Regions from separate parts of the Homo sapiens genome. Here region 1 is linked to region 2. Evidence: chromatin contacts called from ENCODE Hi-C or POLR2A ChIA-PET data. All regions are on one chromosome and are shown on one strand. The core of a region is the stretch at or near the end of the contact, and the rest is flanking DNA. Distances in the headings are between cores, read along the strand shown. Region 1 holds the start of LINC01144 (long intergenic non-protein coding RNA 1144). Region 2 overlaps ZSWIM5 (zinc finger SWIM-type containing 5).

What was found. A loop is a pair of places that touch in the nucleus more often than their neighbours do. ChIA-PET counts read pairs that join two places held with the same protein, here RNA polymerase II (POLR2A). Pooled maps may share reads with other maps.
Region 1: a loop to region 2 is called in a pooled map, with 6 times the contacts of the local background. The contact joins the promoter of LINC01144 here to the enhancer-like site in region 2. A Hi-C loop is called at or near these places in 2 of 37 single-sample maps with no recorded cell type and 8 of 50 pooled maps. POLR2A ChIA-PET finds 5 or more read pairs at or near these places in 16 of 52 experiments (A673, CD4-positive, alpha-beta T cell, CD4-positive, alpha-beta memory T cell and 12 more).

The regions. Positions count from the first base shown.
Region 1 is chr1:45,300,009-45,305,308 of GRCh38, forward strand. LINC01144 (long intergenic non-protein coding RNA 1144) reads left to right here and starts at 3,902. Exons shown (of 1, transcript NR_024270.1): 1 at 3,902-5,300. It overlaps LOC105378691 (a long non-coding RNA gene), which reads right to left and starts at 3,738. Exons shown (of 3, transcript XR_947287.4): 1 at 3,484-3,738. RefSeq lists silencers at 229-523, 3,625-3,804 and enhancers at 3,475-3,534, 3,995-4,234.
Region 2 is chr1:45,049,198-45,054,195 of GRCh38, forward strand. ZSWIM5 (zinc finger SWIM-type containing 5) reads right to left here. Exons shown (of 14, transcript NM_020883.2): 5 at 1,877-2,056. Among named protein-coding and RNA genes, the nearest start is that of UROD, 39 kb to the left of the region's middle. Within about 2 kb of position 2,339, at least 2 of the 41 ENCODE cell types and tissues checked have a DNase peak (open chromatin) inside an H3K27ac peak, as active enhancers do.

The sequences.
Region 1 (5,300 bases), core at 2,652-5,151, 250 kb after region 2:
ACAGTGTAAATACTGTTTCTCTCTTAATTCTTACAATCACCAGGCTGCATGCAGGGTCTGCCCACCACAGATGTTGCTGTGAGGGGCTTGGCTGGGTTGAAGCTAAGCCCTCTTGCTGGGCATAGACCTTGCTCCAGGTCAGATATGGGAGTTTTGGCTCTTCTGACTGTGGTTGGGTGACCAACTCTCCCACCTGCCTGGGATTATCCCAGCTTTAGCACTGAAAATTCCTTGTCCTTGGAACACTGAAAGTTCAGTCCTGGGAAAACTGGGATGGTTGGTCACCCTATCAAGGCAGCTGGCCAGGACAGATGGAAAGGTATCAGACCTTGTGGGAAGAAGCTGGGCTTTTCGACAACCTTTCCAACTTGCTGGATGAACACACCAGGCTGGGGACCACTCAGCCTAGACTGAGTTAAGCTGAGGCCAATGATGACATCTACAGGTCATATGAAAAAACTGCAGCCTAAGAATCACCCACTTGGCCCGTAAGTGGTTCGTTCATACATTTATTGTGGTTCATATATTCATATATGTAATGTGAATAAACATATTCATATATTTATTGTGCTCTCAACACTGGGCATAAGTCTCAGGGGTCTTGGAAGGCATCCGCAAGCAAGTGAAATTTATGCTGAGGCTTGGTGATTGAAAAAGTGTTAGCCAGGTTAAGGTGAGAGGGAAAGAAAGAGCATTCCAGGATGGAGAAAACAGCAAAGAAAAAAGCCCTGAGTGCGAAGGAACAGAAAACCTTCAAGAAACAAATTATGGCATGGAGAAGGGGACAGCGGTAACCAAAAAAAGCTGGAGAGTTTGTCTGAGCCTAATCAACCATGGAAAAAGTTTCTGTCTTTACCCTAGGAGCAATCAGAACTTATTGAAAGGTTTTAAAAAGCAGGATAGTAACATAATTAGATCTGCATTTCTCAAAGTTAACTCTGGCTACAGGGTGGAAGCTGGTTTAAAGAGTAGCAAGCCTACCACTTCAACCCAGGGGGTCAAGGCCACAACGAACTGAGATCACGCCAGGGCACTCCAGCCTGGGGTACAAAGTGAGACCCTGCCTCAAAAAAAAAAAAAAAAAAAAAAAAAGAGTAGCAAGCCTAAAGCCAGGGAGGCAATTAGAATTAGAATATCATTGCAGTGTCCAGGTGGTACAGAAGGTGGTGGGGACAAAGGGAGGAAAAGAAAGGTGACCGTTGGTAAGAAATAATGGAAAATTGGCCGGGCGCAGCGGCTCACGCCTGTAATCCCAGCACTTTGGGAGGCCGAGGTGGGCGGATCACAAGGTCAGGAGATTGAGACCATCCCGGCTAACACGGTGAAACCCCATCTCTACTACAAATACAAAAAATTAGCCAGGCGTGGTGGCAGGCGCCCGTAGTCCCAGCTACTCAGGAGGCTGAGGCAGGAGAATGGCATGAACCCAGGAGGCGGAGCTTGCAGCGAGCTGAGACCACGCCACTGCACTCCAGCCTGGGTGACAGAGCGAGATTCCGTCTCAAAAAAAAAAAAAAAAAAAAAAGGAAAATTAGCCAGGCATGGTGGTGTGTCTGTGGTCCCAGCTTCCCAGCTTCTCGGGAGGCTAAGGCAGGAGGAGCTGGAGAGGTTGAGGTTACAGTGAGGCATGATTGCACCACTACACTCCAGCCTGGGCAACAGAGCGAGAACCTGTCTCAAAAGAAAAAAAAAAGGGAAAAGGATTATGGAAATAGAATGGGCAGGGCCATGGTGATTGACTAGAGGTGCGCATTGAGGAATAGGGACATTCAAGTAACCAGACCTGTAGGTTTCTGGCTAGGAGAGCAGTGGAACAGCTACTGAGATGGGAGCATGAGAAGGGGGAGGATAATGTTGGGTATGATTGATTTGAGGTCCCTGTGGGACATTCAACTCAAGATGACAAATAAGCAGTTGAATAAAGGTTAGGAAGGGAGACTTCACTGTGTGGATCAACTGCATGTAGATGGTAACCAAAGCTCTGAGCAGCACCAACATTTCAGAGTGGGCAGAGGAAAGACAACATGGCTAGAGCAAAACCAGGCGAATGTGGCACTATGAAAGCTGGGAGAAGAATGTTTCACAAAGGAGAGAATGGTCAACTGTATGAAGTCTTTTAGAGAAGCAGTGAAATGAGATCTGAAGATTGTCCATAGGACAACATGAAGATCATTGGTGACCTTAGAGCCTTTGAAGGTGCAGTGATAGAGAGAAGCCAAATTAGAATGAGTTGTGGAGTGAGTAGGAGGTAAGGTTGTGGAGAAAGCGAGTGCAGACAATTTGAATAAATGTAGCTAAACAAGTCACTAGTGGGAGGGTAAATAGGTAAAATCATAAATTAAACACACACATAGCTTTTACCCCAACAATTCTACTTCCAAGAAATCAGCCTACAAATATACTCCATATGTGCACAAAGACCTACAGAAAGGATGTTTACTACACCATTTTATAAACAGCTACAATGTTAATCAATAGGGGGCTGGTTAAATTAATATAACACATCCACACAATATAACACACACAGGGTATTACGTGGCCATTAAAAATACCATGGTAGGCTGGGCGCAGTGGCTGACACCTGTAATCCCAGCACTCTGGGAGGCCAAGGCAGGTGATCACCTGAGGTCAAGTGTTCGAGACCAGCCTGGCCAACATGGCGAAACTCCCTCTCTACCAAAAATACAAAAATTAACTGGGCATGGTGCAGGTGCCTGTAATCCCAGCTATTCTGGAAGCTGAGGCAGGAGAATCACTTGAACCCCGGAGGCGGAGGATGCAATTAGCCGAGATCGTGCCATTGCCTGGGCGACAGAGCAAGACTTCTGTTTAAAAAAAAAAAAAATCATGGTAGGGCCGGGCACGGTGGCTCAGCCTGTAATCCCAGCACTTTGGGAGGCCAAGGCAGGCAGATCACCTGAGGCCACGAGTTCCAGACCAGCCTGGCCAACATGGCAGAAACCCCCATCTCTACTAAAAAGACAAAAATTAGCCCAGCGTGGTGGCGCATGCCTGTAATCCCAGCTACATGGGTGGCTGAGACACGAGAATCGCTTGAACCCAGTGGTGTGCCACTGCACTCCAGTCTGGGCAACAGAACCAGACTCCATTTAAAAAAAAAAAAAAAGTACATATGGTAAATATTATGTGTATTTTACCAAAACAAGTTTTTATTTTTAAGGCACAATCTTGCCCTGTCGTCCAGGCTGGAGTGCAGTGGCGCGATCACAGCTCACTGCAGCCTTAACCTCCCCCAGCTCGGGCGATCCTCCCACCTCAACCTCCCGAGTAGCTGGGACCACAGGCCTGCGCCACTACGCCCGGCTAATTTTTGTATTTTTGTAGAGACGGGGTTTCACCATGTTGGCCAGGCGGATCTCGAACTCGTGATTTCAAGTGATCCGCCCGCCTCGGCCTCCCAAAGCGCTGGGATTACAGGCGTGAGTCACCGCACCTAGCCGAAAAAGAATTTTTTAAAGTCACCATCTCTACGAGGTTTTTCTGGGCCACCCCCCGGTAAAATGTCAAGCCCTCGACGAGCCGGGAGAGAGTCGGAATCCTGTGGGGGAGGCAGGGGCGTGTCCAGAAAGGCGGGAGCTTCCGGAACCGCTTAGAGCTAAGGGAGCTCGGAGCGGGGGCCGGGGCCGAGGGCGGAGCAGGGTGGGGAAGGGGCGGGTCCAGAAAGACGGGAGCTTCCGAGGCCGCCTCCACAGGAAGGGAAAGGGGCGGGAGCTTGGAGGGGGCGGGTCCAGAATGGCGGGAGCTTCCGGGGCCGCCGCCTCTGGAAGGAAAAGGGGAGGGAACGTAGAGGGGGAGGGAACGTAGAGGGGGCGGGACCAGGAACGAGAGCGCGTGGGTTTCTGGGGTGTCCGCCGGCGCCCCCTGGGATTGGGGAGAGAGGGAAGGGCTGAGGCTCACGGTTTCGGAGTAAGGGGAGCGGCCCGGCGAGCCGCCGCGCCTGGGTTAAGAGCTGCAGGAGGAACGTGGCTTCACGAGTTCGGCTCCTCGGCCATCCACAGCCCGGGCCTCCGCCTCTGCTGACCTGGCGGCTGTAGAAGGCAGAAGAGGCCTGAAACCTGCAGCAGGAGCACCACCCTGCCCCGCGGCCCCGCGCGCCCTCCAGTGGCGTCATCCCATCCGCTTTGATCTCGACTGGCGCGCCTACCCTCGGCAGCGGCACCCCTTGGGAGCGCAATCGCGGGCAGACTCCGAGGACCCATCTTGCGAAAGTTCTGCGAGGTCCTGACTTTAAGGGAACAGGGGTCGTACTTGGGCCATGGCCGGAAGGGAGATCCAACATCCATGACGACGTCTACCCCCCAGCCTGCCCCTTCAGAGCCCAGTCTGTGCCTTGCGTCAAAGTCAAGCAAGGGCTCTTGTAGGGCACCGAGCCCCAGCCAAAATCACCCTTTTCTTTCAGATAGCCCCCACTTACCCCCAGAAACCTTACTCTCTCCCTCGGGAGCAGGTGGGAAGTGAAAGGCCGGGGGGGCTGTTTCTGCTCTGCTTGTCTGTACCTGTGGCCCTTGAGTGGAAAACCCCGCCGCTGGACCAAAGACCTGGAGGCTCCAGGATTGCCCACTTGGGACCCTGACTATGAAGGGTCAAGATAGCCCATTCTGCCCCAGCACTCAGAGCCCTATTACCAAGGCCCCTACTCCAAGAATCCACCATCAAAACCGGGGCCCTGCCAGTGCCTTCCCAGTGTTCAGGCCTAGGGAAGAATAGCCCCATTATGCCTGTTACTCCTGATCCTTCTGCAGTCTCTCTCTTTGTGACCCCATGGCCTTTGCTGCTATGTCTGCCCTGGCCCCACAGAGTGCCAGGTCAGAGCCACCCTGGCCTACATAGCAGGGCCCCGGTTCACAGGCTAAAACCTGGGCCTCCTGCCAGGCTGCAACTCCCAGCTGCACACCGCAACCTGAGACATCTCAGCATATTCTAGGAACTAGTAATGGGGACGCTTCCGACTCGCTGGGGAAGGGAGATGAGGGCCTCTAGCTCTCCATGCCCAGTCTCTCATCATCAAAGTCATTTAAGGCCCCAGCGACCCCAGGGTTCAGCAGCATCCTGTTCATCATGAGCAGAGGGGTGACTGAATAGAATGGGAGGCAGGTGTGGCCTGAGCAGTTCCCAACCTGAATTTTCCTTTGAGCTTGGTGATTTGGGGCGGGGGATTGAGATATTTTCCTTTCACTTGTGGGAAATCTTGGGGCCCCACAAATCACTAAGCTGAAGGGAAAAGTCAAGCTGGGAACTACTCAGGGCAAACCTGCCTCCCATTTTATTCAGTCACTCCT
Region 2 (4,998 bases), core at 1,089-3,588:
GCTAAAAATCTTCAAGGACTGAGAGGGATTGACCCAGAGGTCTACAGATGACAAAAACCAGGATGGTGGCAGACAGTATAGTTTGATGGCAGAAACTTAAACCTGGGGGTATTTTAAGAAGGTAGGAAGAATTATGTAGAAATGACTATGAAGAATAGGCAGGAATCAACTGCTTCTCCAGCCCCAAAGGTAAAGGGATGTGAGAGAGGTATCAATCACATCCTGATTGATGTCATTGATATCAATCTGAGAAGGCTTTAGAAGCAGCAACATCTTCAAAGGAGAGCTAACAACAACAAAGAACCAATATATTATGACAAGGAAGAAACTGCCAGACCAGGCTGGTCGCGGTGGCTCATGCCTGTAATACTAGCACTTTGGGAGGCCAAGACGGGCAGATCACTTGAGGAGTTTGACACCAGCCTGGCCAATATGGTGAAACCCTGTATCTACTAAATATACAAAAATTAGCCAGGTGTGGTGGCCCACGCCTGTAGTCCCAACTACTCGGGAAGCTGAGGCAGCAGAATTGCTTGAACCTGGGAGGCAGAGGTTGCAGTGAGCCGAGATCGCAGTACTGCACTCCAGCCTGGGCAACAGAACAAAGCATGTGTTTGTATGCATTTGACCCTCTCTATGCTATCCAAAGCCACTATCAAAGAGATGGCTTCCTGTGTTGTGGAAGCTAGATGAATGCCAGGAAAGGGTAAAGAAGTGGCAAAATTGTAGCCTTTACCTCTTTCATTACCTTAGTTGTCTTAAATATACTGACAACTAATTATGGTACAGAATAAGACCAAACAAAAACAAAAATTTTCATGATTTCCTCCTTGAGACTGAAAATACCAATAGAGTTATTTGAAATAAAAGGAACTGCCAGGCGCAGTGGCTCATGCCTGTAATCCCAGCATTCTGAGAGGCTGACGGTGGGCAGATCACCTGGGGTCAGGAGTTCAAGACCAGGCTGGCCAACATGGCAAAACCCCATCTCTACTAAAAATACAAAAATTAGCCGGGCGTGGTGGCTCTCACACCTGAAATCCCAGCTACTCGGGAGGCTGAGGCATGAGAATTGCTTGAACCCTGGAGGCAGAGGTTGCAGTGAGCCAAGATCGCGCCACTGCACTCCAGCCTGGGGGATAGAGTGAGACCTTGTCTCCAAATAAAATAAAATAAAAGGAACCAATTGTAAAATCAGTGTCTGATAAAATCTTCTACCAATAAAGGCTCTCAATAGGCTAAAGAATAATCAATTGACAACATCAAATAGACTGAATTAGTTGAACTAAAACTGATACGAATGCTGATGTCAAGTGATGTCTGTAGGCGAGTGGGCTCAAAGGGTGGAGGGTATGGTATCACTGTACTGGATGTGTCTTAAAATGGGGCAGGAATCCTACCAATAATATGGGAGGATGATCCCACCCAGCTATTTGCTGTATAAAAATTTGAGGAAAACAGAAGTAAGAAAAGCTATGGTCAGGACACTTTTTAAAATTGCTTCTTACAGGTCTTTTGTTCCTCCCCTAAGTTAGGTCTCAGCTAAAACCAACCCCAACTGAAGCCAAGATATTTAATACATTAGACATGAAGAACCAGAAGAGTAGACCAGGAGTCACGCAGAGGCTCTAGGACATTATGCTGGGCACTGTAAGGACACTCTAGATGTGGAAAAGGACAGCAACTCAATGTCAAAGATAAAAGCTTATCCTTACTTAAGGTTCGGCATTTCAAGATGAATAAAAACACAGGCTTTTCTTATTTAGAATGGCAATTCTGACAGCTAAAAGGCTATCCAGCTACCATTGTTCTAGGGTTTACCCTCCCACCTTTTGAAGTTCCAGGTACAAAGAGCCTAAAAGGACACTTGGCTCACCTGGGCTGTGAATGGCACTCTGGGGAAGTGCATTGGTGATGTTGGGCAGCTCATGTCCATAGTTTCCATCCTCCAGGGGACAGACATCCAGGTCGCTCCACTTCTGCAGCTGCTGCAGCCAGCAGGATTTCTCCTCCAGTTTGCAGTGTGGATTTAAAATTATGCACACCCATAAAGCCCCTGGAAAATAAAGCAACCCATATTCTTAACATCTCTCCTTTGATGTGTGTGTAAGCCTTAATGTTTCAGTTTCATTTTTAGATGGTAGAGAAAGTTTCCAAAGCATTATCTTTTCTTAATATAAAAAACTTGCTAAGATTTTCAGAACTGGCTTGTTTTTCCTTCCCAACACTTCCTTAAAGTAGAGTGACTATCTTATTTCAATCTGTGTGCCTGTGATATAAAGACAGATTTAGGCTTGAACTCTGAGCTCAAATCTGCAGTGTAATAAATATTTATTAAGAGCCTCCTATGTTAAGGCTCTGTGCTGGTGAATAAAGCAGACACTGTTCCTACCCTTGAGGAACTGTCTAGTGAGGGAGACAGATAAATAAACATAATTCCATTTGAATATGATAAGTATTAAGATAAAGATATGTTCAGGGTATGAAAGCAGCATAGAGGAAGGGCATTTAACACAAGGACATGGTTGGAAGCGAGGAAGTCAGAAAAGGTTTTATTTTTTTGCTTAGCTGAACTTCCTGAGCTTCATCAAATCATTCAATTGTAAAACTGAGATCATAAAAATACCTACTTTGTAGGGATATTGTGAGAATTTAATGAGATAACCTTTGTAAAGGGTCTAGCATATTACCTAGCACATAGTAGAATCTTGGTATTTGCTTATCCAAGAAAAATAATTTATTTGGACTTGGATTTTCAAACTGCTGATAACTTGTGATGCCTTAAAACCATTACTTTCTTGGGATTTTTTTTTTTTTTTGAGACAAAGTCTCGCTCTTGCCCCCCAAGCTGGAGTGAGATGGGGCGATCTTGGCTCACTGCTGCAACCTCCACCTCCTGAGTTCAAGCAATTCTCCAGCCTCAGCGCCCCCCCTCGCACCCCACCCCCAACCCTAGTAGCTGGGATTACAGGCATCCGCCACCATGCCCGGCTAATTTTTGTATTTTTAGTAGAGATGAGGTTTCACCATGTCGGCTAGGTTTGTTTAGAACTCCTGACCTCAGGTGATCCACTCGCCTTGGCCTCCCAAAGTGCTGGGATTACAGGCGTGAGCCACCATGGCTGGCTGCAGTATGTCTTAATATAAACATCCTTTAGGATGTAGTTACATCCATGGATAGAAGTACATTTGGACACTATTTCAAAGCCTCTCAAAGCCAAATAGGAATGTTTTGAAAAGCCATCTTAGCCTCAATTTCAGATATTAATTGAAGATGAAAATTAATTTCTGGCTGGGTGCTGTGGCTCACACTTATAATCCCAGCACTTTGGCAGGCCAAGGAGGGCAGATCACTTGAGCTCAGGAGTTTGAGACCAGCCTGGGCAACATGGTGAAACCCTGTCTCTCCCAAAAATACAAAAAATTAGCTGGGCATGGTGGTATGCACCCAGCTGGTCCCAGCTACTCAGGAGGCTGAGGTGGGAGGATTGTTTGAGCCCAGGAGGTGGAAGTTACAGTGAGCCGAGATCACACCACTGCACTCCAGCATGGGTGATGGGAAAAAAAAAAAAGAAAAAACCCTCATTTCTATTTTTTCAATTCAATTTTTTAAATGTACCATGAAAAAGAAACTATATTATGTGTTGGGTGCAGTGGCTCACTCCTGTAATCCTAGCCCTGTGGGAGGCTGAGGTGGGCGGATCACCTGAGGTCGGGAGTTCAAGACCAGCCTGACTGCCATGGAGAAACCCCGTCTCTACTAAAAATACAAAAAATTAGCCAGGTGTGTTGGTGCATGCCTGTAATCCCAGCTACTTGGGAGGCTGTGGTAGGAGAATCGGTTGAATCTGGGAGGCGGAGGTTGCAGTGAGCTGAGATCCCGCCATTGCACTCAAGCCTGAGCAACAAGAGTGAAACTCCGTCTCAAACAAAAAAAAAAAAAAAAAGAAAAAAGGAACTGATACTTACAACAGTGACTCTTTAGGGGATTATAGTAACATTTATTTTACAGTTTAAGAAGGGCTTTTCATCTATAGTGTAGAAACAGATTTTCATATTTAATCTTCACAGGTAAAAAAGAGGACCAAAAAAAGAAGCTACTAAATCTGGCAACTTCAGAAGAACTCTGGTGACCTTAGGAATGGCAAAATCAATAGGATAATAGGAATGGAAAACAGATTAGGTGAGATGAGAGGCTTAAGAGGTAAAGAAACAGGGTGCTAATTCTAGTCCTGGAGGAGTTCCAATTTCCTAGGCATTTTGATATTAAGAAGGGGATCCTGGCCGGGTGCGGTGGCTCATTCCTGTAATCCCAGTGCTTTGGGAGGCGGAGGCAGGTGGATTGCTTGAGGTCAGGAGTTCGAGACCAGCCTGGCCAACATGGTGAAACCCCATCTCTACTAAAAATACAAAAAATTAGCCAGGCATCATAGTGTGTGCCTATAATCCCAGTTACTCAGGTGGCCAAGGCAAGAGAATCTCTTGAGTCCAGGAGGCAAAGGTTGCAGTGAGCCAAGATTGAACTACTGCACTCCAGCCTGGGCGACAGAGCGAGACTCTGTTTCAAAAAAAAAAAAAAAAAAAAAGGATCCCTAGAAAGTGAGCACAAGTACTTTCACCTATAAGTTACAAATGAGTTTTCTGTCTTATTAATTACATCCTTATAAATTTGTTTCAATACAATTACAACCCTGAGAAAGAGACAAAGCAAAAAATCCTACTAGTTGCCTGTATAAAACATCACTCACAAGACTGTTATCAGTATCCAGAAGCATATTTTCCTACAACTTAAAAAAAAGTGTTGGCTTGGTACAGTGTCTCATGCTTGTAATACCAGTGCTTGGGGAGGCTGAGGTGGAGGATCACAAAGCCAGGAGTTTGAGATCAGCCTGGGCAACATAGTGAGACCCTACCTCTACAAAAAATTAGAATTGGCTGAGTGTGATAGCCTCTGCCTGTAATCCCAGCTACTTGGGAGGCTGAGGTGGAAGTATTTCT